Regions from separate parts of the Homo sapiens genome. Here region 1 is linked to region 2. Evidence: read pairs that join two places in POLR2A ChIA-PET (ENCODE). Cell type or tissue: IMR-90. All regions are shown on one strand. Links, peaks and the distances in the headings refer to the core of each region. The heading gives the core; the rest is flanking DNA.

What was found. ChIA-PET counts read pairs that join two places held together with the same protein. Peaks named below come from ENCODE experiments on the same cell type or tissue, not always from the same donor. Only the 100,000 strongest peaks of a DNase experiment are listed, where the experiment ranks them.
Region 1: POLR2A ChIA-PET joins it to region 2 with 14 read pairs; 2 of 35 experiments call an interaction of 5 or more read pairs at or near these places.

The regions. Positions count from the first base shown.
Region 1 is chr10:102,814,643-102,817,553 of GRCh38, forward strand. WBP1L (WW domain binding protein 1 like) reads left to right here. Exons shown (of 4, transcript NM_001083913.2): 4 at 1-1,620. Among named protein-coding and RNA genes, the nearest start is that of CYP17A1-AS1, 17 kb to the right of the region's middle. RefSeq lists an enhancer at 778-1,311. In IMR-90, for the core only: a CTCF peak has its summit at 935; DNase peaks (open chromatin) are centred at 939 and 1,489; H3K27ac peaks cover 2,176 bases.
Region 2 is chr10:101,799,450-101,802,360 of GRCh38, forward strand. It overlaps OGA (O-GlcNAcase), which reads right to left. Exons shown (of 16, transcript NM_012215.5): 8 at 793-951; 9 at 1-6. Among named protein-coding and RNA genes, the nearest start is that of NPM3, 17 kb to the left of the region's middle. In IMR-90, for the core only: no CTCF peak of the experiment used is centred there; no DNase peak of the experiment used is centred there.

The sequences.
Region 1 (2,911 bases), core at 274-2,773, 1.0 Mb after region 2:
GGCCCAGGCAGGAGGTGAAAGCAGCCATCCGGAAGGCCCTGGGGACCCTTGTGCCTGTTGCTCGCCTTCAGGTCACCAGCTGAGCTGCGATAGGAAAATCTGAATGGAGGCAGCAAACAGCCAAAACAAACATTCCCCACCCGGCCCTGTGCATATGAAGTCTTTCTTCCCCCAACTCTTGAACGATGATGATATTCAGACGAAGCATTGATGTTATGGAAGAAAGAAAGAAACAAACAAAATATATATATATATGTCCAAAAACAGACAAATCCAAGGGTGTGAGGTAAACGAGTGTCTGCATTTAGATTCCACAAAACCAAAATCCATGTTGAACAAAGTTAAGTCCGTACACAGTGACTTTTTGGGTGAGCCGTGTGTGTCTGTCTGTTGTGTGTGTGCCTCAAGCCCTGTTTTCCTGTGAAGATACTTTGAGTGGCAGCCATTCTCTCCACGTGAACCACACGTCTGGAGCACAGACAGGCCTCTCAAGGTCATTGATCTTACGCATTTACTGTTTACCGAACAAATGTCTGACTGTGTACTCGGGTGTACTCCGCAGCATTGTCGACTGCAGTCCCCTGTGTTTGCCAGAGATACTGTGCTCGAAGTAGAGGTTTTACTCTACTCATCACTGCGATTTGCACATTGCTCCGTGGACACTCGGAGGCCTGCGTTCTGTTCCCTATAAATGGAAGCGTGCTCTGAGCCTGTCTGCCTCCCTCGGCTGCTGCTGGTCCTCAGTACCAGCGCCCGGGGGTGTCCACAACCACTTGGGACAGAAGAAGGTGGAATTTCAGACAGAAGCTTGACTGGGTCTTCAATGACAGGCTTGGACTAGCTGTGGCCCAGACATCGGCCCTGCCCAGAATTGCCAGGAGGAGGCTTTGCAGGCTCTAGAGGAGCCGCAGGGCCTGCCTGCCTCTGGTGAGTCCAACAGGCACAAGCAAGCTGGCGTGTGGCCAGAGGTAGCCGGAGTGTGTCACAGCCCCTCAGATGCCTTTCCTTCCACCTTTTTTTATTTTTTAAGAATCCCAAATAACTCACTGAAGTGTCTCAAAGGCGAACAAGTTTTACCAAAATGAATCCTTTTTCAGTTAACAGATCAAATGGATGAGTTCTGAGCCTCTCAAGTTCCTTTCCCCAGTTAGAGTGGGGAACTGGGCAAGTGTTAACTGTGGGACTCACTGCAGCGTCCTATCCTAAAGGCACGAGAAGACGGAAATGCAACCTGCGGAGCTGGGCTTGGTTCCCAGGTCACAGTTTGGCCCCCGCTACAGGATGCTGCCCTGCTCAGAGAGAGATTTAATAGGGAGCTGAAGGAATCGTTAGGGGGCCAGGGAGATGTGACTGAGGCTGGCTTTCCACGTGAATGAGACGGGGTCGGTGGAGGGTTTGGTGCTACAGCCAGTCAGAAGATTTGCAAATGCGAACACATTCCTGTGTGAGGCACGTTACCCTTTGTCAGTTATTGTGAATATGTGTATTTTAAGCAATAAGATTCAGCTGGTCAGACTTTTCTGGGCAGTCTCAGTGACGCATTTCCTGTGCTGTGATTGTTCTGAAGACAGAGTGGCTCTAACCACTGTGAGAAGCCCAAATAAAAATTGATCCCAAAAATGCTACTGCTCTTTCTTGCTGCACTTTGTTCCCTCTTCTTCTTCCTCAGTCTTCAGGAAATTGCACCTCAAGATCCTAAACCACAAGCACTTTTCTCCACACAGAGACTGAGAGGTTGTCACACAGTCATTGAGGATAGGGCCCTGGGCCAAAGAGAAACCACAGGGCCAAGGGCAGCTGGACAGTGCTGCTGGGTCCACACTCTGTTCTGAGGAGTCCTCCCCTCTCTCTGTCAGGGTGTGTTCCTGATGTTTGGAATACTTTGGAAAGTCCCACAAACAGGCTAAAATCAGATCCCGAGAAAGCAGAGACAAGTTTTGTCAGATACCCTGTTGCTAAAACATGGCTTTTTTTTGAGACACAGTCTCACTCTGCCGCCCAGGCTGGAGTGCAGTGGCGCGATCTTGTCTCACGCAGCCTCTGCCTCCCAGGTTCAAGTGATTCTCCTGCCTCAGCCTCCTGAGTAGCTGGGATTACAGGTGCCTACCACCACGCCCGGCTCATTTTTGTATTTTTAGTAGAGACGAGGTTTCACCATGTTGGCCAGGCTGGTCTCAAATCTCCTGACCTCAGGTGATCCGCCTGCCTTGAGCTCCCAAAGTGCTGGGATAACAGGCCAGCCACCCTGGCCTGGGACTATAGGCATGAGCCACTGTGCCCAGCTATTTTTTTATTTTTATTTTTTAAATAACAGAGATGGGCTGGGCGAGGTGGCTCACGCCTGTAATCCCAGCATTTTGGGAGGCCAAGCTAGGCAGATCACTTGAGCTCAGGAGTTTGAGACCAGTCTGGGTAACATGGCAAAACACCATCTCTACAAAAAATACAAAACTTGGCTGGGTGTGGTGCTGTGTGCCTGTGGTCCCAGCTATGTGGGAGGCTGAGGTGGGAGGATGGCTTGAGCCCAGGAAGTGGAGGCTGTAGTGAGCTGAGATCACACCACTGCACTCCAGCCTGGGCAACAGAGCGAGACCCTGTATCAAAAAAAAAAAAAAAAAAAAAGAAAAAAACTATATGTATGTATATATATATATATATAGAGAGAGAGAGATAGGGTCTGACTGTGTTGCCCAGGCTGGGCTCAAGTGATCCTATAGAGTCTAACTATGTTGCCCAGGCTGGGCTCAAGTGATCGTACTGGCTTGGTTTCCCAAAGTGCTGGGATTACAGGTGTAAGTCACTGTGCCCGGCCAAAACATGGCATTTAAAAGAAAGCAAGCACTCTGAGAGATCTTTTTTGTTGATATGATAGACATGGGGGTATATGCTTGGCCTTGGAATTTAACACACA
Region 2 (2,911 bases), core at 277-2,776:
GCCTACCTACAAAAATAAATAAATGTATAAATAAAATGGTCACACAGATAATCAGAATTAGAGATAGAACACATTAGATTCAGAAAGATGCTTTATCATATTTGTTAAGTGGAACCTCAATTTTAGATCCAAATTAATTTGACCTCTAAGAAAAATGAGATTTCTCTATACTACTAGGGATGCAGGAATGGAAGGGCGTTGGGAGGTAAACATGCCAACATCTACTATTACATTCTCTTTTGAAAATTTGTGTCTAAAAACCCTTAAATTACTTCAAAAAATATGTTTTTAAGAGAAATTAGCATTCCATCAAAATAAAAGCTAATATTTAAGACCAAAAGTAAGATTTAAAAATCCTTATTCTCTAGATCCCCCAATTTCATTTAATTTCACTTTGCTTAGTGGGCATAAGGTAAGGCACATGACAGTGTTCTTTTTTTTGAGACAGAGTCTCGCTCTGTCACCCAGGCTGGAGTACAGTGGCTCAATCTTGGCTCACTGCAACCTCTGCCTCCCAGGTTGAGGCGACTGTCCTGCCTCAGCCTCCCAAGTAGGTGGGACGACAGGCGCATGCCACCACGCCCGGCTAATCTTTGTATTTTTAGTAGGGACAAGGTTTCACTATGTTGGCCAGGCTGGTCTCGAACTCCTGACCTCAGGTGATCCGCCTGCCTCGGCCTCCCAAAGTGCTGAGATTACAGGTGTGAGCCACCACACCCGGGAGACAGTGTTCTTTACTTTGTGACTCAACTATGTGATCTAACCCCCTTAACAAAGAATGGCCAAACTCACTGCTGTATTGATGAGGCACACCAAACTCTTGCAACCATTCTGTTAATGCTAGCTTTAGAGCCATCTGTGGACTATAGAGTACATCAGTTTCAATATCTTCATCACTGCCTTCATTTTCTAATTTTATCTGGATGGACACAGTACTATCTTCACTGTCAGCTGCAAAAAATAAAATAAAAAAGCACAAAAATAGTTTTGATTACAAAAGCCTTCTGACAAGTGAGAAGAATAAATGCAACTAGTTTTCACAGTATAACCACAGAAACAAAGAACAGAATGAGAACAAACCTTAAACATAAAAATTCAAATAAAAGCAAGACCCTTCACCAAACCACTTCATATAGGATAGTAACCTAAACGTAATGTTAAATGTAAAATCTCAATTGAAATAAGAAATATAAATTTTAGTATCAGTGGAAGAGTCAATCTTAACCGTCTACTGAGTACTAATTGTTGGGAAGTCAAGGTCAAAAGTACCATGCTTTTCGTATGAAGAAAACATTGCATAGCCTTCAGGGCCTTGTAACTTCTTTTTTTTTTTTTTTTTTTTTGAGATGGAGTCTCACCCCATCACCCAGGCTGGAGTGCAGTGGCAGGATCTTGGCTCACTACAACCTCCGCCTCACAGGTTCAAGCAATTCTCCCACCTGAGCCTCCCCAGTAGCTGGGACTACAGGCGCATGCCACCATGCCCAGCTAATTTTTCTATTATTCGTGAAGATGGGGTTTCACCATGTTGGCCAGACTGGTCTCGAACTCGACCTTGTGATCTGCCCACCTGGGCCTCCCAAAGTGCTGAGATTACAAGCGTGAGCCACTACAACCGACTGTAACTTCATTAATAAAGGCGCTGAGGGAAAAAGAAGAGGCCAGGCATGGTGGCTCATGCCTGTAATCTCAGCACTTTGGGAGGCTGAGGCGGGCAAATCACCTGAGGTCTGCAGTTTGAGACTAGCCTGGCCAACATGGTAAAACCCCATCTCTACTAAAAATACAAAAAATTAGCCAGACGTGGTGGCAGGCACCTGTAATCCCAGCTACTCGGGAGGCTGAGGCAGGAGAACTGCTTGAACCCAGGTGTCAAAGGTTGCAGTGAGCTGAGATCGGGCCATTGCACTCCAGCCTGAGCAACAAGAGCAAGACTCCGTCTCAGAAAAAAAAAAAAAAAAGAGATAATCGACAGAGACCCACAAATTAGCACACATAAGGCAACAAAGCTCTGAGCCAGGATAGTGGTAGAGAAAATTAAGTCTGAATTTTTTGATTTTGTACTTAAAAACTCTCTATTCTTAGCTTTCCTTAATATTTCCTACGTATGTCCCAGGTTTGGATAGTGTCTGCCACCCTTAGTATGTTCCTTGCTGTGCCTTAAAAGATGTAGGAGTTAAGTGCCATGTACGCTGACAGCATTTAAATTATATTCCCAATTTGTTTTTTATTGAGGGGAGGAGGATGACAATGACTGAGCCAAACAAAAGGGAGACATTAATTCAATAAACAATTCAAAGCAGAGGTATGGAATTGAGAAACAGATGACAACTATTAATATTACTACATACTATCATGACACTTCAGTAGCCAAAATGGGCCAAAATTCAGGGAACTTCAAAAGTTCAGTGTTCAGGCTGGGCACAGTGGCTCACGCCTGTAATCCCAGAACTCTGGGAGGCAGAGGCAGGCAGATCACCAGGTCAGGAGTTCGAGACCAGCCTGACCAACATGGTGAAACCCTGTCTCTACTAAAACTATAAAAATCAGCCAGATGGGGTGGTGTGCGCCAGTAATCCCAGCTACTCAGGAGGCTGAGGCCAGAGACTCGCTTGAACCAGGGAGGCAGAGGTTGCAATGAGCCAAGATCGCGCCACTGCACTCCAGCCTGGGCAACAGAGCGAGGCTCTGTCTCAAAGAAAAAAAAAAATTTTCAGTGTTCAGTGTTTTTAACCTCCAGCCCACAAACCTTTAACGCCCAGCAAACTCTCCTCATACTTTGATCCAGCTTAAAAGTCTGTGAAATCTCTTAGCAAAAATAATCACTCTCTCCCGTGTTCACACAGCACTTTATAAATTAAACTATTACAACACTTATCACACTATAGTACAATTGCCTATAAGCCTTACC